3 separate regions of the Homo sapiens genome follow, and all the other regions are linked to region 2. The links are chromatin loops, found by intact Hi-C in ENCODE. Cell type or tissue: dorsolateral prefrontal cortex. All regions are shown on one strand.

Region 1 (8,000 bases), 58 kb after region 2:
CCTGGGAACACAGCCATGAATATGACAGGTGAGGTCTCCCTGCAACTCTGACACATTATGTTCTAGTGGGGGAGATAGAGAGTAAATAAATAAAGTATAATTTCTGGAAGTGATACTGAGTTGGAAGAGAGTTGCAAGGGCTGCAGTTTTTTTATAGGCGTGTGCCACCACGCCCAGCCAAAGGCTGCCGTTTTGGATGGGCTGTCAGGAGAGCTTCTTTGAGGAGGTTTTGCTGTACATGTACGCCTCTCAGTGAAGAGAGGAGTAAGCCATCTACTGTGTACGGCAGCATGTGCACATCTCCTGCGGTGGGGCTGAGCTTGGCGTGTGTGAGCAGCAGGAAGGCAGGCAGTGTGGCAGGAGTAGTGGGGCTCTGGGGAGAATGGCTGGAGGTGAAGCAGGAGAGATGGGCAATGGAGAAGGGGTATGGAGGTTTATAAAGTTCATGAGATGCCCTCAGAAGGTTTTGGGGAAAGGCAGGATGTGATCTGAGCCTACCCTCCCTATCCCTCCAGAGAAGTCATGGCTAAATGCAAGTGCCCTGTTATTGACCTGCCTGGAGTCCTCTGAGGGTTTCTGCCACCTCTGGGATAAGATCCAGGCTCTGCCGCCTGGTCCCTGCATCCTTTCCATGGCTGCCCTGCTGCACACTGTCAGTCCCCAGCTGCAGCTTACCTGCGATCCCAGTTCTTCACACATCCCACAACCTTTCCCATCTTCTCCTGTAGCGACCCTTCCTTATGCTAGACATGTCCTTATCCCATTCTGCAACACATAGCTCAACCAGTGCCTTGGAATTGTCCCCTCAGGCCACTACCCTCTTTCCTAGAAAGAGCATCTGCTCCACGAGCATTGTATATGAGCCTTTCTCATGGCACAAGCCTTGGTGTCTTGAGTGTTTGTTTATCTGTGTTTCCTACCAGTGATGGACTTGCATCAGGGAGGGATCCTGTTATCCTCATTTGTGGATGTTTAGAATCTATCCCAGATACTGACCCATGGAAGATAAATAGTAAATGTCTTTTGAGTGAATGAAAGAATGAATACAAATCATGTGATCTTTCTCCCTTTTTATTTTCAATGCAAACTTTACATATTATCCTGTTCTATAAATGAGATAGACAAAAGCCACTTCATAATTTATTTTAGGTCTTTAAAAATAGTATATGGTCTTGATAGAGTGAGTGCCATCTTCCCCATGTGGTAGAGTTACGCATGATCAGTAGCTACAACTCTAGAAAGATAATGGAGCAAGAGCAAAGAAAAATCCCTTTGGTTCCAGAAAATCTCCTGAAAAAGAGGAAGGCTTATCAAGTCCTCAAAGCCACCCAGGCAAAGCAGACACTTTTGGAGAAGAAGGAGCAGAGGAAAGGAAAAGGGCTCAAGTTAAACGACTGGAATCATTCCTATATGATTCCTGGTGGCAGAAACGTGACAAGATGCATCTCAGATGACTAGAAGTGAAACCTCATGCCTTGGAATTGCCAGATAACATTCCTTGGCCTTTATTGTACGCATTGAAAGGATTAATGACATGAGTTTACTGGTGCAGAGAACCATGGCAAGACTTCGCCTAAAGAAAATTTTTAGTGGTATCTTTGTAAAAGTCACCCCCCAGAACCTAAAAATGCTGCCCATAGTGGAAACTTATGTGATCTGGGTATTTCCACATCTGAAGTCTGCCTGGGAACTCATTTTGAAATGTGGATGAGCCAAGGTCAAGAATAAGACCATCCCTCAGACAGACAACACAGTGATGAGGAGCACCAGGGGAATTTTGGTGTCATTTGCTTGGAAGACCTCATTCATGAAATTGCCTTCCTGGAGAAGCATTTCCAGGAGATCTCATGGTTTTTGCGCCCTTTCCACTTCTCAGTGGCCCATCTTGCTACCACAAATAGAGTGGGTTTCCTCAAGGAGATGGGCCCCACCTGGCTGTCGGGGTGAACACATCAATCAGCTCATCCACCAGCTGAACTAGACCCAGGTGAGGCAGGGCTGAAAACTGCCCTTGGGCTGACTTTTGATGGGTCATGCCTTGCCACTTAAAAGTGCTTTTTGCAGTTACTAGTATTCCTATTAGTAACCGTGAGATTGGGTTACTCTTTTTTTTTTTTTTTTTTGAGCTGGAGTCTCACTCTGTTCCCCAGCCTGGAGTGCGGTTGTGTGATCTCGGCTCACTGCAACCTCCACCTCCCAGGTTCAAGCGATTCTTCTGCCTCAGCCTCCCGAGTAGCTGGGATTACAGGCAATCGCCACTGCATCTGGCTAATTTTGTATTTTTAGTAGAGACAGGGTTTCACCATGTTGGTCAGGCTGGTCTTGAACTCCTGACCTCAGGTGATCCACCTGCCTGGGCCTCCCAAAGTGCTGGGATTACAGGCATGAGCCACCGCGCTCGGCCGAGATTGGGTTACTATTAAGGGTAACTTTGAGATTGGGATGACAGAGGAGGCTGGTACTAATAGATGGGAGACCTTCTGGGAGCGATGAATGCCTGATTAGGACATTAGGCTATGCATAGCCTAAGAGTTATAAGCTTAAAGATGTTGAGTGACTAAAAACTGTATTGCTGTGGTCATTTAGATGGAAATGGGGAAGGAATAATATTAATAACTGATTTCAAAAAGGACTTAAAGATATGAATCATTTATTTTGCTGAAGAAATCTTAACTCTTTTTGAAATTACTTTTTATTGCTATTTGTTATTACTCTTAAGTGCCACACTGCAGTAAATTTTTTTCAATGCAGTAGAAGCATGTGTTTTTGCTTTTTTGGGGAATTTTTATCAAGTATGTTCAAAGAAGATTATTTCCTGCTTTATCTTCAAAAGCTGGAAAGGAAGGGTCAAAGAAAAGACAGTAGGTTATGTTCATGGCAAGCACCTCTCATCACAGTCCAATTCCAAGGAAAAATTTCAGTGTTTTCTACATTGGCTGCCGCCTCGTCTGAAATCAGTACATTCCATGGAGGAAGGAGTCCTGCTTTGTTGTGTCATCTGTCCTAGGGTTTAATGTCGGTAAATGAGTAACTCTACCATTTGTCCAAGGGTCCCTAAGACTCCTGCAGTGATCAACCAAGCCCAGGGACATAATTGAATCTGGAGATTCCTGGGGCTTTGTTTTGAAAAAGACTTGAAATATACATAGGAAGAATGGCACAAAAATAAATGTTCACTTGTCTCTTCAAAAAAAAAAGTATATGGTTTTAACCATTCATTGAAGAGTTATACACTTTTAAATAATAGCTTGTTCTTTTAATTTATTTAGGGTAGTCAGTTATAACTGTCTTCACTAATTAAGTGTTGCTTCTAGTTATAAAAAAGTATATTTTGAAAAGAGCTACCTTATTTCTAGGAAAGTAATTTAAAAATTAGCAAACAAGTACACTATATTACAGGTAAATAAATAATACATTTTCCTTGTTACAACGAATACACTGTGTCTTAAAGCTTAGCTTTAAAGTTTAATTTCATTAATCAAAACATTTCCTCATTGATTATCAATACCTGCTTGCAGGTCTTATAGGAATAGACAGGGAAGATTTCATCAAAATCTGAGTGAACTTTTAGTGCTTTTGTTAATCTATCTGTTTTTTTAAAGATCAGATTATTTTACTAAATATTAAAATGGCTCTAGTGTACAAATTCTTTCATATTTGGTGTGATTAATGCCAAATATTAGCAATATTTTTAGAAAACAGAATTTTAACTGAAATATATTTTATGTATACATCTTATAAAATTATGTATATTTATATATAGGTTTATCTATAAATATACATAATCCCAGAATAAGTAACTTGGTCTCAAATGAAAGCATATTCAATCTAAACATTGAAGTGTATAAGCCTACTTTCTTATGCAGAATGAACCTTTGCATATTGCTTGACGGTATTCTGGATATACCAAATTAATTCCATGATTTATAAAATCGTGGTGGTGCTTGATACAGTTCAGTGTATGTGTCCACTGTGTTCTATTCCTCTACTTTCTTTAGATATGCTATCGTTTATCCTCAGTCAAGCCAAACCAGAAGAATGGCATATTCGACTGCATTGTTTGGTCTCTGTATTTAATGACTTCTACTGAGTGGAGTCTTGGTGTGATGTAGGTTTTATTGAGGGGAGAAGCAACTGTTGGAAAACCATCTTTGTATTTTTGTTTTTTGGCACGTTGTTGGGGACGTAATTCACTATTGCACACCATGTCTCCAGCATGAGGGCTGCAGGGCACTGGTTCTCTGGATCTGTCTTCTTTTATCTTGAGACATGGGAGCTTTGAATCTGGCTTTGCATCTCATCTTTGCCATGACCGCTAGGAAGCTCAGAGCCTCATCTTGCTACTCTGGAATGCAGGCTATGCAACAATATATGTGACACTTCCACTGGACTGGTTTAGTTTCTGCTCTTCTGGGCTTCCTCATTCCCTGTTCAAGTCTCGTGTATATTTTATATAATATAATAAATGAGTAAGGAAAATTAGTAAAGGAATCCTTAGCTCTGCTCTGGTGCTATATGTAAAATTCCATGTCTAAGAAGAGTGGAATTACTCACTTTAAGCAGTAAATCCGGGAAGCAGCTGTCAGACAGGAAATATTTTTGAGTAAAACAATATAGTGAGGTAATAAAACTTCTCATTAGAGCACCTATCATCATTTAGCCAGTTGGTGACCTTCATCAAGTCTCACAGCTTCTCTGGGCTTTCATTTCCTCACTGGTGGTGGTAGTAACACTTGCCCTGCCTCTGCCTGGGATCTGTGAAACCACGTGACGCTTGCAGGAGTGCTCTGGAGGCCCTACTAGGGCGATTGAGTGGATGTGGATCCGGGTAGTGGTGCTGCCCCAGGGCATCTTCCACGGTGTTTTTCCATGAGATCCGAACTCCTGAGTGAAAGCCCAGGCCCACGTGGGTGTGGTCATTGCCTCTTCGTTGTGTTCTGAAATTGGACACAGCCTGTGAGTTATTGTGTGCACTGAAAGCCCCAGCAGTGGGCCCTCCTGACACACAAAGACTTGCTTGTGGCCCTGGGAGTCAGCTTTCCAAAGAGCCTGAGAGTGGAATGGTGGGACCCGGGCTCCTGCAGGGAATTTCATGGCCTGACCTTTTGTGCCTCGGCTCCAGCCCTTTATTTAGTGTGCTACAGTATATATAGATTGAGAATGCTAATTTGTTCTTTGCCAGCTAAAGTACCCAGGGCAATATGATGAGGAGTCAATTTAAAGGACTGCTGTCTTGGGTGGGCCGCCTGGAAACACTCCTGCCTTTGTGCTTGTGCTTGATAGTGCAGCTGCTACGACAGTGTGACATGGAATTCAGGGTCTCAGCTGAGCCACACGGCATTCCAGAACACATTTCAGAAATCCTTTAAGCATGGGTGTGTTAGAACAAGGAGTAAAAATAGAGACCAAGCTTTTGGTGGAGAGAAGGCTAGGTGCTGGCCCGGGTCCCCAGGCCTCTGGTTGTGAGATCTGGCCTTGCCCTCAGGAGCTGGGCTTCTCAAACTCTGCACAATCTAAGGGACAAAGCAGGGGCTGGGCTGGAGTCTCATCGGTCAGCTGAGTGGCCGCATCAGGTGGGGCAACATTCAGGGCCTGCATTGCTCCTGCATCGGCACACCACCTTGATGTGAGGTCATCGGAACCTCCTGAGGTGACACCACTGAGTGCCTGGCTCACTGCAGCCCCGTGATTCATTGTGAGTCTCTGCTCTCTACCCTAAGCCCTGTGGAGCCCTTGTTTTTGCCAGGAGGAAGTGATCTCGGCAGAGAACTTTCCTAGTCGTGCCACTGGTCATTGCTAGAGTATGCTCAGTCCCCTTCTTTGTTCTCTTCCATGGGTGAACCCAGGCCTGGCCAAACTTCTGAGCATGTTCCTCCAGACCCTCAAATATGCAGACCCTCCCTCATGGGATGAACACGATGCGGGAATGAAAGACAACTGGTCTCACTGCAAGTGAAGGAGGCCCTGGAGGATACTGTTCCACATTGTTTCTCTAGTTTGGTCCCTAATAATTTTATAAAGAGGAGATATAGGAAGGGCTGCATTGTGGTTGTTGATGAGTTTCCCAGAGAATGAATCTTAAGAGTCACACAATGGGTTGGATGTTACTGTCTCTGACAGTAACACTGATGACACTGCCCAGCAGTGCCTCGGGCAGCAGTTCCTCATTTTATCTTTGTAACAGCTGAAGGAGGTCGCTAGGATTATTCTTCTCTTAATTGCATCATGTATTTTAAATGTTTGTTTATACGCAAGGGAAGCTTGCATATTCTACAAAGCAGGGTCAGAAATAGTGTAAAATATTCAGATTGATTCAGGCTTCACATGGATCCTGTGATTTAGTGTTTAGTGTGACTTAGCTTTCAGAAATATATGTTTGGGTAGCAGCTTGAACTATCCACAACGTACTTTTTAATTGAGTGGGGAGGGATACATAGAGATTGAATCATGGTATAAGATGTAACTTTTTAAGTATTGTTAGAGCTTTTAAATAGTAATCAGCAACTGAGAAACCAGTACATCAACCACATTTATTCAGCCCTTTGATAAGGTCTGAGGAAGATCACGAGAAAATGTAACACAAATTGAAATCAGCTGCCCAAGGGTTGATGTTTTTCACCTTATGCAGTCCCCTTCATGAGGTCAGATGGTGGCTGTGGAGCTTATGAAAAAGCTGGTGTTCATAGACATCAGTGCATCTTGGCTGCTGGACTCATAAGAACTCAGTAGGCCACTTTCTAGAGAATTCTAGGTAGTCAACCATTCTAGAATCTGATTGAGAAGAGTGGTGGAGAGGATTGGGGGTCCACCTGTACCTCAAAGAGGATGGAAAAATGGGGGATGGAAAGAGAGGGAAGGAAGACAGATAACAAGGGTATATGTGCACATTACCAGGATGTTGTTTGAATGTTGGCCAATTTGTTTTGGTTTGGTTTAGTTCAGTTTTAGATTTGATGTTGAAAGTAGTTTTTGTCTATTTGTTGCAAGTGAATAGTGTGTTTTCCCTTATATACAAGTCTATATGTAGGACTCAGTTTAGCACAAATAATACTTCTGTACCAGAAGGACTACAGTATAATCATCGGAGGTCATACGCCTCTCATCCTTCCATTTTCTTCTAAAACAGTTGGTCACAGTCTTGCCTCATCTATGAAGGTCACTTTACATCAGCCATAAAAGTGAAAGGGAAAAATCATTATGAGCTGACATGGAGTGATTTGCAGTAATCATTGTCAATGAAGAGGGGACATGGAAATTGTTTATGGTATATATCTTTGTGCAAGAAAGAAGAGAAAATAAGAATAAACACATATTTGCTTTCTTTTGACAAAAAAAAAACAACTCAAAAAGGAAGAATGAGGATGTGTGGGAATGAGGTATCCAACATAAAAATAGGAATTAGATTTCTTTGAATATGGCTTGCTTATATAATTTTGATTTTGAACTACACAAGTTTTTATATATTCAGAAAACAGAATAGCATCAAAATTGAAAAAGGAAATTTTAAAGTTGAAAAACAGAAACAAAGGAATCTAACTGTCTAAAGTTGATAACACAACTGCCCAGAATAAAGACTTAATTCTGATAATTTTGAACAGTTTTCTGACCATATATCTTTATTGGAACATATTTTAAGAACAAAAGAAATGGCAAATAACTGTTGAGATTTATCTGGTACAATTATAGTTGGTAATGGTGTTGTGTTGTAATTCTTAAATTATTTTGTAGGTATTGTAGGTGGTACAAAAAATAAAATACAATGATGTTATTGGGAATGGAAGTTCTAACTGTGGAAGAAGGGCTACAAGCAGTGTGAATTCTCTCACTCTCCTTTTCACTCTCTCTATAATTAGAAATACAAAATAAATAGCAATGATACCTTTCCAATAGTTACATTAACTACAGTTTCCCACATGGATCCTTGGAGAAATGGCTGATTACAGATCTTGACAAGGTTGTGCCTGGGGTATCTTGTGCTAGAAAGCAAGAAGGTGTTCAAA
Region 2 (8,000 bases):
AGCCCTGTCTGTTACTGATTTCCTTGCCTAGCCCTCCCTATGAGGTGGCCACATCCACACCGCAGACAAAGGCTGGCATACAGTAGATGCTCAGAAATATCTGTTGAACTATACAATTTTGGAAAACAACTCCCCACAGTTGCATCTCTTGGGGCCCTTATCAGTCAGGGAAGTGTGGGTGGCAATATGCACAGAATCTGATCAGGTCCTAGGCCCCGCCTGCCCCCCCAGGCTCTGTGCCCCTCCCCACAGTTGACACAAGTGATCGGCAGTCCTGGCCCATTTAGATTGCAGGCCCTGGGTCACAGCGTGAAGCTCCTCCCTCTGGCAGAAGTCTGACCTTTACTCTGTGTCTCATCCTGACAGCTCTAACCAGGCTTAACCCTCCACTTCATTTCTGGAAACTGGTCCCTGTTGGGTTTCTGAGTAGATGTCTGGGGGCCTTCCAAGGATCTGAGGTTGTCCAGGCCTAGGGTCACCTGGGCCTTTTTCCTAGAACAGCAAGTTGCATCTTGGCCTGGAGGTGGCACGTCACCTCCTTCTCATTGTTTTTCTGGATGTTGAGGAGCTCTCTTACTCTTCACCATCCACCTGCTTCGGGCTTCCTGTTGCCATCTGTGCTCAGCATCTGAGACACTGGGTCACTCCGGGCTTCTTTTGCTCCATGTCCCCACCATACTTCCTCTTGCTGCCTCTGCCAGGTGCTTGGAGTATGTGTCACCTGTGAGGTGGACTTCTCCTTAGGGATTTCAATGGGGTCTGGCTCACAGTGCCTAGTCTAGTTTTCAGCTCTGGCCCCTCCTGGGCAGCCCTTCCCATGGTGGTGTCCAGAGCAAGGAGGGGCTCCCCAGATTTTGGGAGAGACTCTCTAATACCCACACCCAAGGTGCAAGAAGAGATTCATTCATTCAGTGCACCCTTTGTTTACTGAGCACTGACTCCACCCTGCTAGGCACTGCCCTAGATGCTGGGGGTGATAAATCAGACAAAGGCCCAGCGCTTGCTAAGATCACATGCTAGGGAGGAGACCAATGGCAAACACATGAGCAAAATATATGCGGAATAGGATATGTTATTTATGTTTTTTATTCCATTTATATATAATGTATATACATATTTATAAGTTTACATAAATACAAATTTTATGCATTCATATAAACATGTCTATAAATATAACACATTACATGTAAACATTTCTTTATAAACTTACATTTAAATATAAACACACACATATATACACACATACACATATACACACACACATATATATATACACATACACACATACACACACACATACAGTGACAAATGCTCAGAAGAAAATTAGGACAAGGCAGCAGTCAGGAGCTTGAGTGAGAGCTGCTTTTATTTTGTGTTTTAAGACAGGATCTCACTCCATTGTCCAGCCTGCTCCCCACTCGCCGCCCCGCCCCGTAGCTGGGATTACAGGTGTGTGCCACCATGCTCCGCTAATTTTTTTATTTTGTAGAAAGTTCTCCCAGGTTGCACAGGCTGGTCTCCGACTCCTGAGCTCAACTGCTCCTCCGGCCTTGGCTTCCCTGAGTGCTGAGGTTACAGGTGTAAGCCACTGTGCTCCGCAGGGTGCTTTTAGACAGAGAGGCCAGGAAAGGCTCCTTGGGGAGACCACGGGATGAAAAGGAGGAGGAAGAGCACTGTGGAGCAGCATCCCAGCCAGAGGCCCTGAGCCGGGAAAGCGCTCCACTCATGGGAGGCTGGGCTGCAGGGAAGTGAGCCCCAGGGCCACCTGGGGACTTAGGAAACCTTCTAGGTGGGAGCAGGGAGCACCCAAGATCTGCCAGCCACGAGTAAGGACTCACATTTTGCATATAGACTGGTCTGCCCCCCCTTCAGTTAATGAGAAAGCAGGGGATCAGAGGGAGGAAGGCTGCGCAGGCCTCTGGATACCTCATCCAATGACAAGATCGCAAGGGGAGCGTCACCCCCAACGCTATCAGGCTCGCCCGATCTGGCCTCTTGTTGGTCTTTTATTCGAGTCATTGAAACCATATGAAACTGCCACTTTTATAGGTCAGCCCATCATACCAACCAAGATCTTAGAGAGTGGAGGTGAAGTTGGGCAGATAAGGGACCTCTGGCTGACTTGCTCTGGGCCCCGGCGTGGCCGGCAGGACCTGCATATCTGCCCGCCAGCCCGCACTGGAGTGGCAGGGTTGTGCCACAGTAGCGCCCAGTGAATCAGGTTGGCAAACTTAAGCGAGCATTCACCTAGAGCGAGTGAGTTGTTAGCAAAGCGAGGCCGCGCTCCAGCCCGCACTGTTTCTGATTCCGTGGGACCTGGTGGGCCCCAGAAATCTGCATTTCTAACAAGTTCCCAGGTGTTCCTGACGCTCCCGGTCGGGACTCCCACTTTGCGACCCTACGCACTAGACATTTGCTGCACGGATAAAGGTCAGAGAGCGGTGCCGGACACTCACTTCTCACCCTCCAACGTCAGTCCTCCCGGGCTGGTCCGCCCACCTCGCCCTCGCACGGCCTCCAGGCTCCAGGTGGTTCCCCTCCCCCAACTCCGCCAGGAGGCGCCGGCCCCGGGATCCCCCACTCCGCCCAGAGAGGGTCGCGCTCCCCCCAGGGGTGGAGGAGCACGGGGAGAAGCCCTCTGCCGCACCCGCGGGTGTCGGTGCAGGGCCCAGGTGCCGGAGGATTCCTTCCCCGGACGCTCGCCGCGGGCCGGGTCGGGACTCTGAGCAGGCGGGGCGGGGCGGGGCGGGGGCGGCGCTCCGGTGGGCGCGGCAGAGCAGCCGGGGCGGGGGCGCGGCGCACCTTGCTCCCGGCGCCCCCGCCCCGCGCCGCCGCCAGCCCCTCCCTGCGCTCCCGGCGCCCCCGCCCGCTAGAGACGATTCCAGCCCCTTCCGTCCGCCGCGCTCCGCCGCTGTCCTCCGCCGGCCCGCGTGGGAGGACGATGGGTCAGCGCGGAAAAAGTGAATGAGGGCGGCAGCGGTGGCGGCGGTAGCCAGCGCCTGACTCGGCGGGCCCGGAGCACCGCCCGCGTCCCGGCCCCCGGCACCATGGACGCGCCGCGCGCCTCGGCGGCCAAGCCCCCGACCGGGTAAGCGGCCCCGCGGTCGGGCGGGGTGGAGAGGGGGCTTCCCTGGGCTCGGACGCCCGCGTCCGCACCGCGCGCTCCCGGGCAGGGCGCCCTCTCTGCCGCCCCAGCGGGTGCTGGTGGTAGTGGTGGAGCAGGTGGTGCGGTGCTGGTGTTGGGTGCTGGTGTTGGGTGGTGGTGCGTGCTGTGTACTTTGGGCACCCGGGTCGTTGCCCAGGTAACCGTGTCGGGCCGGGGCCGGAGCGCACTTTTCGCGCGGGGTGGTTTGTATGCAGGCGTCCTTATGGGGGTCCCCGCCAGCACAGCCCCCACTCAGCTCCGAGCTTTCCTCAGGCCCCCCAAGTGTTTGCCGTAGGGGTGGAGCGGGGAGCGAGGGGACGCCCGGCCTTTGACTCCGGCCTCTTCCCTGCGGGCTTGCCCCTGGCCGGTTCCCATCAAGTCTTCCCTCTCCCGGCCTCGGCGGCAGCCCCAGGATCGGCTCTCCCGGCAGCGTGGAGGGGAGGGCTCCCCGGCTTCGCAGCCGCCCGGGCCCCGCGTTCTCGGAAGGTGTTCGGATTGCCCGGAGGGTTTCATGGCAGCAGCTCTCCCTCCCTGCCTTTATTCCAGGGTCTCCCCTGGCAGTGGAAGGGGCGTCCTAGTGGGGCCAGGCCTGAGGCGCAGACATCCGTAGCGGACCCGCGAGTCTGGCGGCCCATCCCTGTCTTCGCGATTCCGCTTTTGCCCAAACCTCTCCCGGTTTCTGTTTGCTATCCCCACACCTTGCGTGCAGGGATTACACGTCACATTCAGGATTTGACTCTCAGAAAGAGTAATTTCCCTCAAACAGGACGAGCAGCCCTGCTCATTATTCAGACCCCGAGCCAGGTGCGCCGTGCTCATCCCGGCCAGCGGTGCAGGCTGGGCCGCGGGGTAGCGCGCAGTCCCGGTGGACTTTGTAGTTTTCAGCGCGGCGCGCCGGGGACCTTCGAACTCGCTCGCTCGCCTGGAGCAAATGTGTATGAGTCTTGCAAATGGAATGAGGGTTGGGGTGAGCCCTGCACCTGCTTACTGAATGGGCCCACTTTCTGCTATGGCAACTGGACTTGAAGGAGGCAGCTTTGGGGACAACAAATCTTTTTTTCTGTTACAGTTGTGTCCCACTGACTCACCCTGCCCATGTGCCCATAGGCGGGCGTGTTGCCCAAGTGTGTAAAAGACTTTCAGTCGGGCTCTTTTTAAAATTTTAAAGTTTTCCTTTAATGCCAGGAAAAGGTGAGCCAGGTTAGCAAATCAAATAATCCTGAAGCTGAGGAATGTTAAAAAGAAGTTTTCTTTCTCTCTCTCTTTTTTTTTTTTTGCAGTGCACTTACTGGTGGTTATATAATTCTCTTTGAACAAACAAATTCCCCAGAAAGAAAGTAAATGTGGGAAATCCTTTTTCATGGTAATAGGCATCCCAAAATAACAGGGAAATGTGAAACAGAGGTATCTTTAAATCTGTGGCTTTCATAGCCTATTAAATGAGCCTATTTAAGGACACTGAATTATTTTGTCACTATCACCTTATAAATAAATATGAAGACAGAGAGAACATTTAAAAGGCCGGCAAAACTGTATCCAAAGAGTATCTGTAAGATCCTTGAAGGGAGTCTAATGATAGAAGTGAAAGGACTTACCCTAAGAGCGTGGCACTCTTTTCAGCCTGGTACTGTGTGGCAAGAGGTAGTCGAGGGCTGGCCTTCTCAGGGCTTCCCAGAGCTCTGATTGGCTTTCATATTTGAATTGCAAAGTAAAACTAAGGATTTTTGCTATGGAAAACATGAAATTATTCCTGATGCATTCAGTTCTTTCCCTCACTCATATCCAGTGTCTAATTTACTTGTCCGAACATCTTTGTCCAAGAAATGTAGACATATTATTTTTAACTTCTATTGTTCTCACTTTGTCATTTGTTAATACTTTCAGTGAAGAAGCATCAAGAAAATGTTAATATCCTTATATTTTTTCAGACAAGAATTACGTGTTTAATAAGCAATTTTGTGTTCAAATCTGAGGAGATAAATGGTGTTAGGTCTTCGAATATTTTATATAATTTAGGTGTATGCTTGCTAATTATAAAGGTTAGATATTGCTGTGAAATTTGTGGCTTTAGTACATTATTGGTGGCAGGCAGATTCTGTTGGCTCTTCACTGAGATTACTCCTCTGTTCCCTGAGATTAAGGCAGTGTTTGCAGTGTGCTTGAGGGAAATTTGTTTTCCATCTGATTCTGCAACCGTTTATTATAAAATCAAACTTTCAGTAAGCCTCTGTCTTCCCACATGATAACAAACTGATGTGGTGAAGCTGTTGCTGTTGCTGAAACTACCACTCCTCCTTGTGTTGTATAGAAACAAGCTAGACTGGGTGCAGTGAATTAACGAGATTTCACCCTGTGGCCTACAAACGCTCTTCTAGAAGATTACTGAAGGGAGATAGGTTGGTGAATGTAAACTCACTGACTCTGTGTCTGGCTAAATTATTAACAGGTAGTTATTAGTTATCTTTGTGAAAAACACAAATATACGTTTTTACTTGGATTGAAATTGTATGTTTTTTACTAGGAATTTCATTAAAACAGTGATGTATGACTTCCTTGACTCCTGGGGAAAGTGTTCTTTTAGGAAAGAGGCTGTGTGCAAAAACTAACAAGTCAGACTTGATGTGACTTTTAGGGAGTTTTAGAGCTCAGTTGAAGTATAAGAATTGACAGAATACTCAGAACACAAGTAAAGGCAAATTGCCTTTTGGTGAGGTTTTGAAGTATATTTAACTCTCTACTTTATCTGTTTACTTTGCGTTTGTCTGAATATTTATAGGAGCCATCCCAGTAGTCGGCTGTTACAGAACACAGGGCTAAATTTCCCATTGGACCCTCTGTTAATAAAGGACAGAAGAAGGCTTGCTGTTTGGCAGGACCATGCTTAATTTTTTTTTTCCTATGGAGGAAAGACATGTTTCTGTAGAATACAGTAATCTCCAATGACATGAAATGTCAAAACAGCTGGTGCATTTGATCAATGGCTGTATTCAAGCAGTTTGCTCATGTAAAAATCAGTGGAAGTTTTGCTAATCAGTTTCGTCAAAATGTGGACTTCATGTACACATAGCTGTTATTCATTTCTTTGCATAAATTTATATTTATTTAATCAAGTTATTAGAACCAAAAGAAATTTTAAAAAATTAATCGAAGTGGGTAACTTGAGCTACTCTAGTCCTGTCGGTGCCGCACATAGTATTAAGTGTAGAAGGCCTGTGACTCTTGGTAGTGACATGGGGCAGCCACAGTGACATTTTGTATGAAACCCTCATAAGCATGCAGATATTAAGAAAATATTAACTCTACACCATAATAGGAAGCTTAGGTTTCTAGGCCTTTGGCTTTTGGCTAACATGTTAGAGAAAGTGTTTACATTCTTTCAAATGAGAGCATGTATAATGAACTGTTACATAAAACTTTTCCCGTTAGATTTGAGCATTATTTTTAAAAGATATTACTTCTGAGCTACTCTTTATTTTGGCAATTCATTTAAGAAAGTAAAAGTTAAGAATTGCTTGATGTAATGTGGAGAGTAGGCCTAGGAATTTTAATGTTTTGTAATTAAAATATTTACTAATAAATTAGAAGAGTTGGACATTTCTGTGTTGCAATATCACATAGTCTCAGAGCATTTTTATTATTTCTCAGTGGTTCTATAAAGGGGATAGAACTGAAGTATGATTAAAATTTGTTACAAAGGTATTTGTTAAGTGTTGCATCTCTCCTGCCCCCAGGAACTTTTGCCTGCAGTCCCTCCTGTGTTTTCTCGTGACCTCCAGTGCACAGGTGGAGTGGATTATTATTGAGTGGAACCTTGACCCAGGCAGAGCGACAGCCCCCACGTATATGCAGGCCTGGATTCTGTGGACTTCTTAATTTGGGATCCAGGGAATGAAGTCATAATCTGTGTCCACGCAAGTGCTCCTGTAATTATTAAGAAAACAATGATTATAGGATGCATCTATACACCGTAATAAGTAGTTTAGGTTTCTAGGCCTTTTGTGCTTTGTTATAAATTTATGATTAAATTTAATTTTGTAATTGATCTGCAGTTTTGAAAAGTGAGCATAAATATTTGATACCAAAGTAGTATTAATATTTAGATCAAGGACATACAAATGTGAAATATGCTAACACTTGGTTCTGATTTAGACTTGAACTTTGTAAATACACTAAGAGTTCCTGTATTTATTTATTTTTTTGGTGGGGGGACATAATCTCACCATGTCACCCAGGCTGGAGTGCAATGGTGCGATCTCAGCTCACTGCAACCTCCACTTCCTCGGTTCAAGCGATTCTCCTGCCTCAGCCTCCGGAGTAGCTGGGATTTACAGGTGTGCACCACCACACCCAGCTAATTTTTGTATTTTTTTTTTTTTAATAGAGACGAGGTTTCACCATGTTGGCCAGGCTGGTCTTGAACTCCTAACCTTGTGATCCGCCCGCCTTGGCCTCCCAAAGTGCTGGGATTACAGGTGTGAGCCACTGCCCCCGGCTGAGGTCCTGTATTTATTATATGGTGTTTTCGTACATTCCTTCATTCTCTCCCCATCCACATTTAATTATGAAGGTTTTATGCGTTGGTTAATTTTAATTGTGTGGTTTTTTTTTTCAGTTACCTTATACTATAGCTGAAAAAAAGTTGGTATTTCATGACCCACTGAAAGCTTTTACATATCTTCATCTTTGTACTTTTTCTTTATTTAAAATACTGTAGTTATTGGTTTATATTACTACATAGAGATGTATTGATAATATGCCTTTTTACACTTTTATGATTTTCATTTATTTGAGTTGTAAATTTTAGTTTCCATCTCCCCCATTTTATACTTTGCTTTCTCGCTTCCACCTTGTCACT
Region 3 (8,000 bases), 69 kb after region 2:
GTGCGGGGTGGACACAGGCCCATCAGAAAGAGGGCAGAGCTGTGATTACCAGGCTGGCCAGCTGGTGGAGGTTTGTCAAGGGAGTGTCTACTCTGTATTTTCTTTCTTCTTTTTTTTTTTGAAATGGAGTCTCACTGTGTTGCCCAGGCTGGAGTGCAGTGGTGCGATCTTGGCTTACTGTAACCTCCACCTCCCGGGTTCTAGTAATTCTCCTGCCTCAGCCTCCTGAGTAGCTGGGATTACAAGCAAGCGCCACCACACCTGGCTAATTTTTGTATTTTTAGTAGAGACAGGGTTTCCCCACATTGGCCAGGCTGGTCTCGAACTCCTGGCCTCAAATGATCTGCCCGCCTCAACCTCTCAAAGTGCTGGGATTACAGGTGTTTGAAAAATGTTCTTCTTCAAGCCAGTTCCTGGTTCAGTTTTCACAGCCAGCTCTGCAGAGGGTTTGAATGTGAGCCTCTGTGCCCAGTTTAGGTCTGGTGGCTCCTGGCAGCATTGTCTGGTAATCCAGTTGTTATTCTGATCAACAGAAGAATTGTAGGGTGGTGAAAGTGGAAAAATAAAGCTTTTATTGAGGAGCAAAAGTAAAAGGAAGGTGTCAAATCAGAACAAAGGTGATTACGAAGAAATGTGGGTATTCTCTGCTTGGAGAAGAGAAGTTACAAAATTTATTATGTTAATAAAAATGTAATTAGAAGGAGTGACATTGGAATCTTTCCTTGTCTAATCTATCTTTGAAGGATTTAGGAAGACATGTCCATTTCTGGATTCCATGCTCTGCCCTCATCTCAGACATGACTCATCCTGTGAGAATGGTTTCACGCTCACCTTTCCAGGCATATGTCCTGTGGGAAGGATGATGAGAGATTTCCAGGAATGTTTCATGCTTAGGGTTAAGCAATAGATTTTCTGTGTCTGTTTGTTGTGTTCACCTCATTGCCTTCCCTTTCAAGGATTCTGTTTTGGGGTTGCACGTCCTCATGTCACCTAATGGATAGTTCCCTGGATGGGGGCCCCCTCACTCACCACAGGTCACAGATAGCCTTGCCTTGAACACCATTCATCTGGATCTGATACACAGGAGTTCTGAGAGACAAGAGATTCACAAATGGGTTCAAAAGTTCCATCATTTAAACATATTTAATAGGTATATATGCAGACTTGGATAAATAAATTATACTATGTCTGTTTTAGAAAAAGATATGTTCAGAATGGGTCTTAACCTGGTTTATCTCAGTATCTTTTCCAAATCTTAATTACATAATGGGCTTAGAAAAAGTAAATTTTTGTTCAGACGATAAAGATTGTAAAGTTATCCCTGAATAAATTTGTATCTGAGGTACTTTTGTAGCTTTGGGGATGACTGAATAATTTTCTCCTTAAAAATTTAATCACTAGGCAACATTGTTGTGCCTATGCCCATTATTCTGTCTGAGGCATCTTTCATTTTTATTTTTTAAAATTTTGTTGTTAAAATATATTTCCTAGTTCTTTTAAATTAAAATGATTTGTATTTAGATATTTACAAAGACTGGGTAGATTGAGGAGTGTTAAAACTGATATAAACCAAAGACATTTTGTGCCATTAGAAAATAATCTCCAAAGAATCATTTGTGTCCTATTTGTAAAATGGGGAGTAATTTACCACTTGTGTAATTTACATGCACTCAAAATACACATTTTTAGACCCCTATCCTCCGTCTTGTACCATCCAACTGAATGTGAGGTTGAATAACAAGAACCAATGGATCGTCTGACAGTTTTTTTTAGGGGGCTGGCTGTGGTTCCTGGGGTCTTCTGAAGTGTCTTGCTGGTGTCTCCTTGAGGAACTGCAAAGCCCATGGTCGGGACATTTTGCTGTTCTTCTCTTCCCTTCCAATTAAGTGTAGTCTTCCCCATAAAATCGTATCTCTTATTTCATATTCTAAATCAACGAGATAGAGCAATATTATTTTATATGTAAGTTTTATGATATGAATCGTTTCATAACCACGGATGCACAGTAGGAGGAAAATTCTTTATATTAAACTCTTATCTTTTGTGCCTCAAAGTGGTAGACTCTGTGTTACAATTCTGTGTGCAAAGCCTGTTTTGCTCTGTCGCCTGGGCTTGAGTGTAGTGGCGTGATCTCGGCTCACTGCAGCCTCCCCCTCCCTGACTCAGACAATTCTCCCACCTCAGCCTCCCGAGTAGGTGGGATTATAGGCGTGCACCACCATGCCCAGCTAACTTTTGTATGTTTAGTAGAGACGGGGGTTTCACCATGTTGGCCAGGCTGGTCTTGAACTCCTGACCTCAAGTGATCCACCACCTCAGCCTCCCAAAGTGCAGGGATTACAGTGCTGGAATTACAGACATGAGCCATTGCGCCTGGCCTTGTGTTTGTTGTTTATTTATTTTTAACTTAAGTAGAATAACCCTTTGGCGTCTTCTTTCAGCAGTAACTCAGCTGATTGGTCTGCCTTAGGATAATTTCAATAGGGTCGAATATGGCAAGAACCAGCCTGGCCACTGTTTGCTGGAGTGATGCAGACCTTCTAAAGATCACTTTGAATAGGTGGAGGAGAAAGACTCCCCACCCCCTGCCATGAATGCCTTTATGTTATGGGAGATGGGAGCAAGCTTCAGCCATGAGATGCTTCCATAGTCACCTTGTCCCTACCTGTCCAGTGTCCACCTTTGTATACTTTCTTCAAAAGAAAAATAAAGCCACCATCTCCCCAATTCATCCAACCAGTTGTCTTGAAGTGTAAGATTTTAAAAATTCCTATTTCGTTTCCAATTTTCAACACTTCCAGGGAATCTGTTATTTATACCTTGCTAGCAGGAACCTCAGGAGATCCTGTCCAAAAGACTGGTTCTGATAGTTGAGAGGGAACAGAGAACATGATTCCACTGGCTGTGGGTAACATGAAGAGACAGCACCACTGAGAAAGCAGAGTGGCCCCGAAAGAAGAGAGACTCCAAGCTCATGGTGTTTGTTAGGGCCAATCCCAATTGGGAGTCATTTGGGAGAGTCTTCTCCATGGATGGCCTCTGGCCTTTAAGGTGCAAGCCTGTGACTTAACGTGGCAGATGGGAGGTAGAAAGGAGCTGAGGCTTCTGCCTTGGGCATGGAAGGGTGCACGGTCACCACAAGATTCCGCGATGACCACAGGTATCCGCTGGTTTTGTGAGGCACTGAGTCCTGCAGGCCCGCACTGCTTGGTGTTTGCAGGGAGGCTGCATCTGTGTTGGCTATGGTGACTTACTGGGGCGTGCTGGGCTCTAATGTTTAGGACTTGGTGGGGACAGGGGTCCACCCTAGGCTATTTTGGGAACACACTCTGATTTTTCTTTGAATCGTTCAATGTAGTCATTTATTGTTCATGTAGTTTAAAAATAATTAAAAATGTAAATGAGTCATCTGCACAAAAAAAGCCCATTTGTTCTTGCCAAACTCTGGAAGAAGTCTGCAAGTATGACAATCTGTGTAACTGATAGAATCTACAAATCAAGGACATCATGGAATTGCAACCACAATAACTCTTTCTTCATAAACATTATAATGCTTCATTAATCAGCGTTTCTGCATTTTATTTGAATGAGATAGAAGTTATATGGCCCAGATCTAATAGCATGGCCTGTGCTACACTGTACGGTGTGCAGGCAGGATTCTCTCTCCACCTCACGGGGGCTGACAGCCAGACCAGCAGGGATGTTGGGGCTGGGACAAGGTCAGGGCTGGGCTGTGTGCCAGGGGAGAATTTTCTCCTGGAGCTTTGGGGAGTGAGCCATGATTGGAAGTGGGATGAGAGGATGGGCAGGAGGCCCAGGGGAGGGGAATTGCTTGGTGCATGTGTCCTGCTGACAACAAACAGCATTTACTATGGGCTTCTGAGCTGTCAGGGACAGAGGAGGCGGCCCCTGCTGATGGAGATGGAGCTCCTGCTTGGATAGACTTGCTGCAGGCCATTTGTCTCCCTGGTCCAAATTATACAAGAAAATGCCATCTTCTTCATAGAGTCTTTTGTCTTTTTATTTCAAGTAGGAAACTTACATACTTGCTTTTCTGCATTAAGGCTAGGATATTTATTTTTTTAGTTTTAAATTCATGGAGTGATAAAAAGAAGTGTGAAATATTTTCTAAATGCTACTAGATATTTTTAGGCCTTTCTACTTAAAAATAAATGACACATACATACCACATGGTATAATTCATAGATATCTTCTTTGCATTTGCAGAGATCTTTGCCATAATGAAAACTAAGTCTTTGGATAATATATTATTTTTGCTAAAATCATTTCCTCACAAAATTTCAAGTTACTCTGCAGGCAGGATTTGTCCCTTACCTAACTTTGTTTTGCATAATTTGATAATGTCAATAAGAAAACTTTAAAAGTGCCCCAATGTTTGAATAGTGCCATATGGTTTGCGAGGTGCCTTTTGCTTATTTCACATCACTTAATCCCAGCCTTGCTTTTAGCTAAACAGTTGTGTCTATCTTATTGCCCCTCTAGAACCTTTCTGAGATCTGAGACCATACACTGTACTATCATTTATGTTATAGACTCCCTAGGAATTACCTTGTAAATGGTAGGTCCTGATACATGTTTGTAGAATGAATGAAACTGTATTTCTAATTTTATATATTTTTATATATCATTTCTTCTATGGATGTAATTCATTCATTGGACAGATACCTGTTGAGCTCACACTTCAGCAAGCTGCTGTTAGCTAGTCTGGTGGTTGAGACAGAATTGTCCAATCCAAGGGAGGAAGGGAATCAGTACAAATGTTGTAGAGCTGTGGAGAAAGTGTTTAGTACCGCAGAATTGGAATCTTAATTTAGGGTTTGCAGAAAATACTTCTAATTTCAGCAGGAGTGGGTAGGGATGAGGAGAAAGTGAAGATGAAAGAGTATGGGCTGGGTTTTAGAAGGGGCTGGTGTTTTGTTGGACTTTGATGGCAATTCCAGGTAGAAGAACAGCATCCACAAGACTCTGGAGATGTGAAAGCAGGAGTTTCAGGGAGCTGTGGACTTGCAGGAGAAGGGCGTGTGGGAGGCAGGGAAGGTCATCATGGGAAGAGGCAACTGATCAGGTCCGTTAGAGTGTGGAGGAAGCCTGGCTGTAAAGGCGCGGGTTTCGGAAGCTATGAGGAAATTGGGACATTGGGTGTAGGGCTCCTCTTTGGAGGCGTTTCCTCTTTTGAATGGAAGGAGGTGTGGAAAGAGGAAGGAAAGAACAGTCTCAGCTAGCGAGCCAAGACAGGGAGAGACTAAAGATAGGAGAGCAGAGAAAAAAATGGGTGAAGCCTTAGAAGAGATGTGAGCTTAGCCCTTTTCTGGAACTGCGTTCCTTGCAGGAACTCCCTGGGGTCTCTGCAGACAGAGGCGTGGTGAAGGTGGAGCCCAGGACAAGAACATGTTGGGCGAGGTCTTCCGGGACTTGGAATGGCTGCAGCAATGATATAATGGGGCTGAGAGCAATGAGCAGGAACATCTACCTGAGGGCCCTGTTGGGGTCACCGCACGTGACTTTGTGGGGAGGGCCTGTTTCCTCTGGCAGTGTCTTGCAGCCTGGGGGAAAGCTGAGGCACTTAGGGATTGGAACTGGAGCATGCTGTGGGTGAGAGAGAGTGGCCGTAGGAGAGGCTGGGCCCCATGAGACCCTATCGGTTTGGTGTGAAAGGGAGGAAGTACCTCTGTATTGTCAAATGGCAGCATCCACACAACTCTCTCTATCTGTGGCCAGAATATAGAGTTCCCTAATTGAAGGTTTTGGACATGTGAGTGGCTATTACAGCAGCCTGGCAAAGAAGGCCGTGTGATTGAACAAGTCAAGAAACCATGAAGTATTTGAAAAGTCAGTGTTTCTGTTTATGCCTTGGTGGATGACAGCAGGTGTACAGGAAGGAGGACAGCAAATACCCACTACAGTCATGGGGCACCGGGGCATGCTGGTCCAGGCGTCTGTAGAGGACTTAGACATTCTCCTTGGAGTGCGGCCTATTCTTGTGTTTACATTTTGCAGTGGAACATGGTTTGCAGCCTCAGTTCTCATTGGCAGGTTGTGCACTGGGTTTCATCCTGGAGCCTTGAGGGTGGGAGCTGAGCACACATGTGTGTGCAGAAAACTGTGCTGGAGAGGAGGGCGTGGGCAGAGCCATCTTGCAGGGACCAACATGGGGAAAGCATTTTCACATGATGGTTTATCTTTCCTTAGCTGATATATTTTTTAATTTTTAATTTTGAAGATTCACAGGAGGTTAGAAAGCTGGCACAGAGGTCCTGGTACCCTCCCCAGTTTCCCCGTGGTTGTGTCATCTGTAGTATAGGACAATACCAAAACCAAGAAGAGGACACTGGCACGGGTGCCCGCCACGTGCACGTCCTCACACCTGAAGGTCCATGCAGGCCAGACACGGCACCGCTCCTTCACCCCAAGACCTCCCTCTACCCCCTTTCAGGCACAGCCACCTCCTCCTGCCGTCCCCAACTCCGACAATCACTAGTCTGTTTTCCATTGCTATGATTTTTGTCATTTTGAGGATTTTATATCAGTAGGATCATACTGTACGTGACCTTCCAAGACTGCTTTTTTTCACCCAGCGTAACGTTCTTGGGCTCCACCCAGCTTGCTATGTTGCCTCCTTTTTCCTGCTGAGGGCTAGCCCGTGGCACGGGTGCACCAGAGTTTAACTGTTCACCATGATCCCCACATCATGTTTTCATAGATATATACAAGATTATACCTTAGCTCATTTTTAATTGTGTGGTGAGTATATAATTTTAAATTTCCAATAGATCCCGTAGTAGCAGCTGGTATTGAGTGCTTTGCAGTCCCATGAGGGCAGTGACATCACCGTCACCCCTGTGTCACCACTGGAACCGGAGGTACAGAGGGGTGAGGTGACTCGCACATAAGGGGGACAGGAAGTCACACCCCAGCGTCAGCTCCAGTACTTCTGCTCCCCGCACACAGCTGCCTTCACATCAGTGCAGCGAGGCCACAACATCTTTTCAGCTTCATGGAATAGCGTCCAGAATAGCCCCCACCTCAGCACGTTGGCTTGAACGTGTTCTCTTACATCAGTTCATGCCATGTTTTGCCCATCCGTCCTTAGTGGGACCAACGGGACTGGCTCACTCATCCAAGCAGTGCCACCAAGGCGAGTTTAACAAGCGCAGAAAATTGGTCTGGTCCCAGCTCTGTGTCCCTTCATACCTGGTCATCCCCTCCTGGGTGCCTGGTGACTTTGGGCAGCTTCCCAAGGGAGCACCCAGCCCTTCTTCTTTGGGGCCTGGACTTCCCTTGGTAGCGGTTACCCTGGGCTTTCCTCGGTGTCAGGTACCTTGTTGGATGAACCAGCTGTGCGGAGGTGATAATGTTGGCATTCGACAGGGCCTCCCAGAGAGGAAGCACCTGGGCGAGTGGGCCTCTTCTACCCAGGAGTCGGGTTCAGCTCTGTCTCCAGCTCTTCCAGGGCCCAATTCTCAGAACAGAGCAGATGGTGGGTATCTAGCTGTGTTCAAATCCTAAGTTAACATTTTCTGTTTGTGGATCTTATGAACCTGAAGATCATAACATTCAACAGCATCAAGTAGGTGACCTCAGAGATCAGAGTCAATTTATGGGTGAGGAATTGGCGTATAGCAGGGTCGGTGGACAGCTCAGGTTGATGACACTCTGGAACTTTCTGGCACCTTTTTTATACTGTACAACATGGAGCTGAGTCCAGCCAGGACAGCCTGTGATACCAGCAGAGGGTGTCCAGCTTCCTGTGTCTTGAGCAAAGAATTGGACAAAATGCACAAACAAAGCAAGGAAAGAATGAAGCAATGAAAGCAGAGATTTATCAAAAATCAAAGTACATTCCACAGGGTTGGAGTGCACCCGAGCAAGCAGCTCAAGAGCCTGGTTACAGAATTTTCTGGGGTTTAAATACCCTCTGAAGATTTCCCATTGGTTACTTGGTGTACACCCTGTGTAAATGAAGTAGTGGCCCACAGTCA

What was found. Hi-C counts contacts between places; a loop is a spot of excess contacts. Peaks named below come from ENCODE experiments on the same cell type or tissue, not always from the same donor. Only the 100,000 strongest peaks of a DNase experiment are listed, where the experiment ranks them.
Region 1: a loop joins it to region 2, with 2.4 times the contacts of the local background. A loop is called at or near these places in 17 of 110 quality-filtered maps.
Region 3: a loop joins it to region 2, with 2.7 times the contacts of the local background. A loop is called at or near these places in 10 of 110 quality-filtered maps.

Annotation. Positions count from the first base shown.
Region 1 is chr7:51,253,410-51,261,409 of GRCh38, reverse strand. The region is part of intron 1 of COBL (cordon-bleu WH2 repeat protein); the gene reads left to right. It also overlaps the pseudogene RPL7L1P2. Among named protein-coding and RNA genes, the nearest start is that of COBL, 59 kb to the left of the region's middle. In dorsolateral prefrontal cortex, no CTCF peak of the experiment used is centred here; a DNase peak (open chromatin) is centred at 4,919; H3K4me3 peaks cover 505 bases; H3K27ac peaks cover 7,381 bases.
Region 2 is chr7:51,311,681-51,319,680 of GRCh38, reverse strand. COBL (cordon-bleu WH2 repeat protein) reads left to right here and starts at 2,872. Exons shown (of 13, transcript NM_015198.5): 1 at 2,872-3,088. The coding sequence starts at 3,048. It overlaps LOC124901633 (a long non-coding RNA gene), which reads right to left and starts at 2,697. Exons shown (of 2, transcript XR_007060324.1): 1 at 2,457-2,697; 2 at 1,349-1,634. RefSeq lists enhancers at 1,428-2,020, 2,021-2,614. In dorsolateral prefrontal cortex, no CTCF peak of the experiment used is centred here; DNase peaks (open chromatin) are centred at 2,249, 3,307, 4,140, 4,797 and 2 weaker places; H3K4me3 peaks cover 4,914 bases; H3K27ac peaks cover 8,000 bases.
Region 3 is chr7:51,242,222-51,250,221 of GRCh38, reverse strand. The region is part of intron 1 of COBL (cordon-bleu WH2 repeat protein); the gene reads left to right. Among named protein-coding and RNA genes, the nearest start is that of COBL, 71 kb to the left of the region's middle. RefSeq lists an enhancer at 5,904-6,404. In dorsolateral prefrontal cortex, a CTCF peak has its summit at 3,887; DNase peaks (open chromatin) are centred at 3,201 and 3,831; H3K27ac peaks cover 7,806 bases.